Regions from separate parts of the Homo sapiens genome. Here region 1 is linked to region 2. A link is an interaction called in ENCODE POLR2A ChIA-PET data of the cell type or tissue named here. Cell type or tissue: MCF 10A. All regions are shown on one strand. Each heading gives the region's core, and the rest is flanking DNA. Links, peaks and the distances in the headings are about the cores only.

The links. Peaks named below come from ENCODE experiments on the same cell type or tissue, not always from the same donor. Only the 100,000 strongest peaks of a DNase experiment are listed, where the experiment ranks them.
Region 1: POLR2A ChIA-PET joins it to region 2 with 5 read pairs; 1 of 35 experiments calls an interaction of 5 or more read pairs at or near these places.

The regions. Positions count from the first base shown.
Region 1 is chr5:159,862,093-159,867,476 of GRCh38, reverse strand. LINC01847 (long intergenic non-protein coding RNA 1847) reads left to right here. Exons shown (of 3, transcript NR_109891.1): 2 at 442-605. It also overlaps a transcript of ADRA1B not described here. Among named protein-coding and RNA genes, the nearest start is that of LINC01847, 6.6 kb to the left of the region's middle. In MCF 10A, for the core only: no CTCF peak of the experiment used is centred there; a DNase peak (open chromatin) is centred at 2,136.
Region 2 is chr5:158,638,219-158,643,602 of GRCh38, reverse strand. No RefSeq gene overlaps it. Among named protein-coding and RNA genes, the nearest start is that of LINC02227, 230 kb to the right of the region's middle. RefSeq lists an enhancer at 3,000-3,523. In MCF 10A, for the core only: no CTCF peak of the experiment used is centred there; a DNase peak (open chromatin) is centred at 2,822.

The sequences.
Region 1 (5,384 bases), core at 134-5,133, 1.2 Mb before region 2:
GAGAGGGTGGTAGAACCAGCAAGATGGTGAATCAGTTGTACTGCATTGTACATGATATAATCACTCCCCAGAACTGCATGATCTTCAGTGAATTCTTGAAAGCTTAGCAAAGGGCAGACACAAATAGATTTCTCATGGAAGATAGAGAAAGCACTATGCCTTGGGACACGGGGTAGAATGGAATTAGTGAGCCAACAAAAAGATTCTCAACACCAGAAAAATGCAAATGTCTTGAGGATGGCTTAAGGCTTTCCCATGCTGTAGAATTCAGGGTTCAAGGCAACATCATTGAGATTTCAAGGATTTTGAGGGGACCAGTGGGCAACTGTTTGACATTTGGTAACGTACCCAAAAGAGGTCATATAACTAATTTAAATTCAGTTGAACAGAGAGTAAGTAGATGTTTCTTGAGCACCAATCTAATGCCAGACTCTGTGCCAGGTTGGACATCGCTTCAAGGCTGCTGGGGAGAAATTATGAAGTAGATCTATGGGAATACTTCCCTGTTTTGTTCTGCTGAGAAATCTCTCTCAGTTCTGCTGGCTGCTCACTGGTTCCTGAGATAACTAACCCGGCTTATCCCTCCAATATCAGAACCGCAGTTTGTGAGCTTTCTTTTCCTCATTTTTTTCATCAAAATTTGTTCATTTATAAAATGCTGTAGAGTGCTGTTAAGAGTGTTCTGAACTTAGACTTTGGAGACCTTAGACTTTGCAGAAAATTCTTGCCCCAGAAGTTTCTAGCTGTTTGACGTGGGAAAAAACACTTAACTTTTGGGAGACATTCTCCCATAAAAGCACATAATGGTTTTTATGTGTTTGTCCCCCACTACACTGTGAGTGGCACAAGGGCAAGTACCATTACTATCTTTTTTTTTTTTTTCCTTTTTTGAGATGGAGTCTCACTCTGTTGCCCAGGCTGTAATGCAGTGGCGCGATCTCAGCTCACCCCAACCTCCGCCTCCCGGGTTCCAGTGATTCTCCTGCCTCAGCCTCCAGAGTAGCTAGGATTACAGGCATGTGCTATCATGCCTGGCTAATTTTTGTATTTTTAGTGGAGACGGGGTTTCACTATTTTGGCCAGGCTCGTCTCAAACTCCTGACATCAGGTGATCCACTAGCCTTGGCCTCATTACAGGTGTGAGCCACTGTGCCCGGTGCATCTTTTTTTTTTTTTTTTTTCTCACTATGTTGCCCAGGCTGAAGTGCAGTGGCATGATCATTGCTCACTGCAGCGTTGACCTCCCGGGCTAAAGTGATTCTCTTGCCACAGCCTCCTGATTAGCTGGGACTACAGGCATAAACCACCATGGGTGGCTAATGAAAAATATATATATTTGTAGATATGAGGTTTCACTATGCTGCCCAGGCTGGGCATCATTATCTTGTCCGTATCTTTAGAACTCTTACATAGTGCTTGGCAGTCAATAAAGTTTGTTTTAGGAATGAATTAAGGAATGAACACCCAACTCTCCTTGCTACTTATGTAAAGCTGAAATGAGTTAATGAATATGAAAGAGTATTTAAAAAACATAATTTATCTGTTTATTAGAAACCTCATTGTAGCTAGCTGCCACATCAGAAATAATTCAGCTAAACCACTTTTATTAAGGTGTTGATGTTTTAGAGTTAGCTTTATGGGTTACGTCTGCCAGGGGCTACTTGTGTTTTTGTATGTAGGTTTTGAGGAAGCATATATTTTACAAAGAGAGTTTAATTGATCCATAGGTATTATGAACAGCAGTGACAAGCATGTCGTAAAAGGGATTTTTTGAACAAAATGGGGCTTTCTGGATTTCTTCAAGCAGGAAATAAAAATCTGCCAGTTTGAATCATTTCCAAAAATGCCGCTACTACAGCATCTTTTCTAAGACTGTTGGAAAAATGCAATGCAGTTGTGATAGGCTATATCTTTCACTCACTCTCCATTTACAGTGAAGCACAAGAAACTGGAAACAAATGACCAAGCCATATAGAGATTGCGAGAATTAGTGATCAGCGTTGGCTACAAACCATGCGAGTTACGCTTTTCTTTTCGGTTTCACCCAAAAACTTCTCTCATTTCATTTTAAGTTGCATCTGCTTTGCACAGTGTTGTTTTTTTTTTCCCCAAAGCACCATGAATGATTTATGACTTTCTGACGCCACATCCCACAAGATTACATAAGGAACAGTGAAAAACAAGTGATTGAGCCAAACTTAAAAAAACACCCAAACATTTCCAAAGTGGATTTCATCTTGACTGCAGTCAGCTAATAGTTTTCGACTCACCAAAAGTGCTCCTTCATTCCAAAGTGCGCCCCGTTTCTGTGAGGATCCCTCAGATTTTCTTTCACTGTTGACAGCACACTATGATCAACTCAGTGTCTGGCTCCCAGCAATGTCCAGGAATGTCCAGTTTTCCCGAATCCTCCCCTTTTCTCTGAAAGTGAACGTTGCAGTTGGATTACAGAAACAACCTCATTAGTTTGGTTAATGATTGGACAAAAACATTGATAGGAGTAATAGCTACCAGGCTTGTCATTTCTTTTAATCATAGAATAATAGGATTTCAGAGTTTGCAGGGGCCTGGGATTCCCTAGTTCTACCCGTTATTTGACAGATAAAGAAGCTGATAACCAGAGAGGTGAGGTAACTTGCCCAAAGTCACGCAGCTAGATTAAGCAGAGTAATGGACATAATTCAACCTCAGAGTGGTGTCATCTGTGCATATTTATTAATAAACTTTCATCTCCTTACTTAAGTGAAGTGACAGCATTAGATATTATTTTTTAACTATAGGAATTTTAGAGCTTATCTGATGGACTTTCTGTCATTGACTTGTTTATGAAGTCAGAGCAAATCCATGTAGGGGAGGAGGACAATTGCTTGCGAGGCAAGGGCTGTGTTGAGGGCTAGAGTACTGGGTTGCTGGCTGCAAGGGTTGATGTGTCTTTCCAGAGTCTTGGTCAGAAGTGGCCAAATCAGGGTAATGAGGGTTCGTCTGAAACCCGAGGTCTGGGTCAGTGGCCTGTATGAAGTTCCAGGTTTGAGGGGTTGGTGTGAGACGGCAAACTGAAGGTGAGTGAAAAGTAAGGAGTCAAGGAGTCACAGAGGGCAAGATGGCTGACATCAGTGGCCAGGGTGTGGGGCTGTGATCAGATAGAGGGACCTCCAGATAGAGGAAGCACCAATTGTTGGTTTAAGGGAGCAGGATTGGGTCACATTATTTCAAGTTTACAGATAAGAATGGAAAACCCACCAGGCCAGGTGCGGTGGCTCATGCCTGTAATCCCAGCTACTTAGAAGGCCAAGGAGGGTGGATCACTTGAAGTTAGGAGTTCAAGACCAGCCTGGCCAACATGGTGAAACTTTGTCTCTACTAAAAATACAAAAAAATAGCCAGGTGTGGTGGCATGTGCCTGTAATCCCAGCTACTCGGGAGGCTGAGGCAGGAGAATCGGGGAGACTGCAGTGAGCCGAGATCTGGGCAAAAGAGTGAGAGCCCCGTCTGGGCAACAGAGTGAGACTCTGTCAAAAAAAAAAAAAAAAAAAAGAAAAAAAGAAAACTCGCCACCTTTACTGACGAGAAAAATAAACAAATTACAGAATAGAGTATAGAATATGACTCCATTTATGCATAAATCTGTCTCAGCCTACAGAGTGGAGGGAATCACATAGTTTCCAGGTTAAAAGCACAGACTTAGGAGTTAGAAATTCTGAATTTGCTTCTTGGCTGCATTTTTCTAGCTGTATAATGCTGGGCAAGTCACTTAACCCTTCTTTGCCTTCGGTTTCTCAATTGTAGAATAAAGCCCACTTTATTGATTTGCTGTAAATATTTGAGATAATGTACATAAGGCACTTAGCATAGTGCCTGGCACATAGTAAAGGTATAAAAACTTAGTAGCTATTTTTATTTTTAGACTTGACCTTTGGAAATGAAAACTGGATTTGAAACCCATTTCTGTCACTTTACTGGCTGTGTGCTTTTGGGCAGGTTGCAACCTCTCTGAGACTCAGTTTCCAATCTGTAAAATGGAACCAGTAATCACCACATTGTGGGATGTTGTGAGAATGAAAGGAGGCAGTGTAAAGGGCTTCACCCAGTGTACTTAAAGAAAGGTGGTGCAGCTGGGCGTGGTGGCTAACGCCTGTAATCCTAGCATTTTGGGAGGCCGAGGCAGGTGGATCACCTAAGGTCAGGAGTTCGAGACCAGTCTGGCCAACACGGTGAAACCCCATCTCCACTAAATATACAAAAATTAGCCAGGTGGTGGGCGCTTATAATTCCAGCTACTGTGGAGGCCGAGGCAGGAGAATCGCTTGAACCCAGGAGGCGGAGGTTGCAGTGAGCTGAGATTGCGCCACTGCACTCCAGCCTGAATGACAGAGCGAGACTCCATCTCAAAAAAAAAAAAAAAGAGAAAGGTGGTGCTCAGCGCTGAGAGCACCAGGATGAGGTTCAAACGTTGGGTGATGGAGTCAGGGAAGTGAAAGGAAGGGTGCTCATAAAAAAGCTAAAAGCTATTTTAATTTTCTTCATTGTTAGTGTCTGTGCTGTTTGAAAAAAAATTGTGTTTGCAGTCAGCATGTTTTATTGGGGGAAAAAGGAGTGGTTAGTAAATAGCAAAATCCAAACAAACAAAGATGAAACCTATTGCTGGGTTTGCAATGTTTAAGTGCTAAGGATAAGTAGATAAAGCCGAGAGAGACAAGCTCAGGCTGCGCCAGAGACATTCTAATGTCCAGAGGCTTCTCTCTTAGGTGGAAATCACTGTGGCTGTTTTGGACAGAAAAAACAAGATTTCATAAATCACCTTATCAGGTTGAGTGTTTTGAGGGTATAGATACGATTATAGCCAGCAGCAGGGATATCCTGATTTTAGGTCAATTGATGTGATGAATTACAGAATTTTGGAATTGGAAGTAATTTCAGCCCACCACTAGGCAAGCTCTTGAACTTCTTTTTGCCTTGGGCCGTGGACAAGGATCTGAGAATGCTCCAAGGAGGTGTTACTGCAACAGTCTTCTCAATTGCAACCAAATGCTGCTCACTTTTTATCACCCCTTCTTATTCTGAACCCTGAACTGCATCTAGCAATCTCAACTTTCTATAAAGAACACAGCTTATCCAACATGCTTATGTGTGTACCGTTTGAAAGATCTATGATGACTGACAAGTGGATTAAAAAGAAAAGTCCTGCTAGGCACAGTGGTGTGCACCTGTAATCCCAGTTACCTGGGAGGCTGAGGTGGAGAATCCTTTGAGCCTAGGTGTTTGAAACCAGCCTGGACAACACAGTGAAATGCCATCTCATATAAATAAAATATAATAAATTAAGAAGCCCCAACTTTCCCTCAGAAGGGAGATTCATTTATATATTCATACAATACTTTATTCAA
Region 2 (5,384 bases), core at 234-5,233:
GGAAGACTATTTTGGAGATGATTGAAGTTACCTATTGGTGGGGATGAAGACCTGGGCTGGAGTGGGGGCTGTGGAGCTGAGAGGATGTGTCTGAGATTTATATAGGCTCATTCCCCGCTGCAGGTTCTTGTTTACAATGCCCAATCGACAATGAGATTCCCAATCACCTACTCAGAAAGCAGATTCAGGCCTTACCAATAAATAAATACAAATTGGCATGCCTGGGAATTGTATATATGGCCTGAAAGACTAAGAAAAAAAGATTCTTTTACATTAGCCAGCTGTACTTCAGAATAATACACAGACCTCTGTGAATCATTTCATGGTTTATTAAACAAAATTCTGTTTGCAATTGGCAAGTTAGGAAAATAAATGTCCATGTTTGTTTTCACTTTCTATTTCCTTGGTTTGTTTAGAGACACACAGCCCCATTCTCAGGGCTGTCCTTGGAGACCCATTAAGCAGACCTGCATCCCCACTTTGGAATGTCCCAGGGAAATCAGTGGCAGATTTCCATTCACTCCTATGAGAACAAAAGGGAATTCTTGATGTTGTTCCCATCAACAGAGAGGGTGTATGGGCTGCCTGCCAGAGCTAGCAGGTTACCAGCCTCTTATGTGTTATTGTTCTAGATTCTAACCCCTTGGACCATCTGCCTTTCTGAAACTGGGAGAATGCTGTGCATAATCTACCTGCAGAAGAGCTTTCCCTTTTCTAAGAAATAATACTCTACCACTATGAACTAAGCATGTCATTTGGGGTGTATGTGTATGTGTGTGTATTTTGGGGGAAGATTTATTTGGCTTAATTCGACTTGAGTGCCTGGTTTAGGGGTGGGGCAAGGAACTTGAACATGCATCAGAATCCCTTGGAGGACTTGTTAAAATACAGAGTGCTGGGCCTCATCTCCAGAGTTTCTAAGTCAGATCTGGGGTTGGGCCTGAGCATTTGCATTTCTAACGAGGTCCCAGATGATGCTGAAGCTGTTGGTCTGGGGACCATATTTTGAGAACCACTGGTCTATGTGATGCAGCCCACAGGTCCATTGTATTCAGTGAATAAACTATTTATCAAGGGCCTCTTGTGTGCCTGGCCCTCTACCTGCCTCTAGGTCCTTGAATATCCAGTTTCTTCAGCTTGGAGTTCTCCTCGAAACTTCCCTGCCCCACAAGGCTTAGTTTATCTAGTCCCTGAGGCATCACCCATGCTTTCTCTACCCCATGTTTATCTATTACATTGCGTGGCAAATGCCCTCCCTTGATAATAGGGTCTTCCTCATTCTTCTTGGTGCAAGAGTTGGCACATAGTAAGGGTTAAGTTAAATAAAATCAGTGCTTGGTAAATGAATGAATGACTGGTTCAGGATAGATCTCTGACCTGGGACACCTTGGCAGCATCTAGGATATTCACCTGGAACTGAATCATATTTCTATGGACATCATCATTCATTAGGGCTTCTAATATGTGCTCTACTTTATAGTAGGTAGGCATTATCTCTTGTGGGCAAAGATTTTTACATCCAATTATACCAAAGAAAATAGTCAAATATAAAATTACAATATAAGGATAACCTTTTCTGTTGATGGACATATCTAAAGTCACTAAGCATTGTAGGCTTCTGGAAGAAAAGGTCATCATTGCTCTGCACATATCAGGTGAATCTCTGATCTGATATGTTCATGGATTCATTGAATTCAGTTATTCATTCAAATTCTTATTTAAAATGCCAGTTAGGCTAGGCACAGGAGAATCTTAAAGTTGCAAGGAGACTTAGAGTTTCTTTACTGTAACCATTTTCCAGATGCTAGAATCCTCTCAAAACTTTTCCAGCCCAGATGGCCAACAACTACTTAAACACTTCTAGTAAAGAAGACTTGCTAACTCCAATGGTAGCCAATCTTTGAATCACTGCTGATAACCTTTCTTATATAGAGATCTCTCTCCTTGAAGTTTCTTCTATAGAACCTATTTTGCCCTCCTTCGGTAATGGAGCATGTTTAATTTCCCTTCCCCAGGGCAGCCTCGTTAGATAAGGGAGGTGGGTATGACACAGTGGGGCAGAGCACGGACACAGAAGCTGGATGCCCCAGCTTCAAATCCCATTTCCCAAATATATCAGTTAGTTAACCTTCCTATGACCCAGTTTCTCATCTCTAAAATGGGGACAATATACCTTAAATAATTGTTGTGAGGATTAACAAATTTATCGCGTGCAATGAAATTAGAACAAGGTTGGGCATATAACGACCAGTAATTAATATTAATTGTTGTTGTTACTTTTATTACTATTCTTTGCAAAAAGGTATCTTCTCTTGTCAATGTCCAACTAAGCATCCTTGTGTCAGCCAAGCATGACATCACCCAGCACTGACTGTTCTCATCTCCTTGATCTTTTCCAGACACACCTCCAGTGTATTAGATCCTTGTTATCATGGTGTTCAGAACAGAGCCTAACACTAGGGGCTGTTTGTCCCTCACAGGATAGAAATGGATTATCATCCCTTTTGTTTTGAATTCAGTTTGGTAGTAAGAGGAGTAATAATAAAAATATATTAAGTGCCTATTCTATGTAGATATTATGCTAGACTCTTTAAATACATCATTTCCCATTCTTAAAACAGTTGAGTGAGACAGGTAAGGTGCTTGCACAGGAGATCACTAAGGGATAGAGAATCCAGGATTCAAACAGATCTGCAGGCATCAGAGGGGACCTGCTTGTCATCCTCCATGCTGTTGCACTATACCCAGTGAATGTCCAAGAAATGACAGGGCCCCTGATCTAGCAGTCAGGGCAAAGCTGTAAAAATGAGTCACAAGGCTTGCAGCACTGCGTGGGAAGAGTGGTCAGATTACAGCCTTATTTATTCACCATTGCAATAGCCGTTCTCTCTCTGATCTTTTGCCCTGTTTCTTGAGTTAGGCAAAGAAAATCCTCTTGGGCAGAATATAATAAAGCCCTGAAACCATTTGGAGGACCAAGCCTGTTGCATTGCAAACACCAAGATGAGATAGTTGGTATCAAAAGAATGTAGTACATTGGGTGCTACTTCCTCCTACCATCCAGTTATTAATGGGTCATGCAATAACGATTTTTCCCATTACCAGATAGTTTGTAACAGTAACAGTAACTGCTGATCAGCACTGAATGTCATCTGCAAGGACTGTTGGGTGGATGAGCAGCAGCTGACATGCATTGGGCACTTGGTTCATGCCAGGCTGCCTGCCAAATGCTACACACTCATTTTCTCCTATGTCATGATAGCCCAGCAAGTGAGCCATCAGGGTTATTGTCTTTCCTGAATGAGGAAGCTGCGATTAGGCCAGGCATGTGGCTTGTCTCATACATACATATATACGGGAGGCTAGGGTTTGAATTCCAAGCTGTTTGAACCCCTTTGTTGCCACAATTCTATCTAGGAGCTGTTTCTACATATGTCTCATTTTCCTCTGACTAATGTCCAGGAGTGCCTTTCCTTCATACATGCATACATACCACTGCCACCACCACAATGAGGCCAGCTGGAAGCTGGTGGGGCTCTGTGGGGACTATGGAGGATGGCGGGTGTTCCTGTGGGGAGCACACAGCCACCACCCTGTCAGCCACAGAAAATTCTTAAGGAAAGGCTCAGCTCTCCCAAAACGGAAGGAGGTAAATACTAGTAAACACAACTCCATATCCACAGGAGGTGTGTGTTTTTACAAAGCATGGTCATGCATGTTAAATTATTACATTCCCACAGCTAGGGCCTCAGCTAGATCTGACTTTGGAACCCCCATTTTTATTTTCTTCCCTTCCTTGGTATCTTACTTTTCAAACTTTTCATTTAAAATAGAAATTTATGGAAATAAAGCTTGAACATTGTAGGAAAAAAGGGGGAATATAGATAAGCAAAGAGAAAAAATGCAAAGCTGTCCAAATCCTCCTTCCAAGGCAACCTCTATTAACATTTATTTTTTCCTAGACACTTTTACCCCCAAATACACACATACTTTTTTTTAAAGAAAGTGATATCATACATATTAATTCATGACCTGTTTTTATTTCCTCCACAATATATTATGCATGTGTTTCCATGTTAGCATTTGTGGTGCTCTCTAGAACCATTTTTAATGGCCCATTCTATCCCACTATTTTAATATCTTAAAGTTAGACAAACAAACCCTATTCTTTTTTTGCTCTCTCTCTAAAGCTATTTAGGAGAATGATGGGCCAGTTAAACGAAAACAAATAGCAAACATTTTTCTTCCCAATAGCCTTAGCCAGAACCTTAAATCTCCCTTCCCACCCCCACCCCTCACTGCCCAAATTCCACCTGGACACAAGACTGCCTAGAGAATGAGGTAGCTCCACCTGAGGTGTACCATCAATTCAGAGAAGCATCTTAAACTCAATCCAAGCCCGGAAATCACAAAGGGTTTCCTATTGCCTTCTTTGGGACGAAGACAAAGAAGGGGCTAATGTTACCTGTATTCTGACCACTCTGATAAGGGCAAGGTCTACAATCTTAACTAATCCCCCCAAGCCTTTGTAGTGGGCAATGAGAAGATCCCTCATGCTGACTCAGATTCTCCACAGAAGAGAAAACGCACCCAGCCATTTGATGGAAGAGCTTTCCCAAGCTCTCCCCTTACCAGCCATTGTCACAGTTATAACTAGATAACTCTGTGTGTACATCCCGGCCTCCCTTGCTGCCCTAGGATAACATTTGTCATTAAAACAAAAAATGCCTACTTTGGAGGTTTATCATTCTCTGCCAGATCAGATGAAGTTTTTTCTTTAAAAAAGAAAAAAAAAATGACAATAAGAAACTGAAGGGGAAAAAGAGGTGGGGAGAGAAGAGATCAAGGGGGTTAAGCATATATGAGGAATTATAGGGATGATTTAGTTACGGATACTTGCTTGGTGGTATGTTGTGGCTTCCATTTCTATGCATCACATTAATTTGTCCCCATCCTTCTTTGCGTGGGTGAGAGAATTTCCAAGCAAAGCACCCTCTGCGTTTGAATCCATGCCAACTGTCAAAGGTACACAACAGGACTGCTAAAAGCAAGAGAGGGGCTGATGGAATCTTAATAGCTCTGGGAACTCACTCACTCCTTCCTCTCCTTGGAGCCCCATTAATTGTACAGTTGGTAACATCAAATGATTTTGAATCCCTTTTCTACAACTGCTATTTTAGCTCCTTTCCCATCTTTAAACTATATTTCCCATGGTAATTATTACATTTCTTTTATTTCCAATGTCAGCTTATTTAAAAAAAAAATCGGACAGCACAGCTAAAGGAGCCAAAATAGAACAATTTGTTATATTAAGCAAATATTTATTTGCATAATTGTCACTCTCATTTCTATATTAGCACAGCAGCAAAACTAACAATATTCAA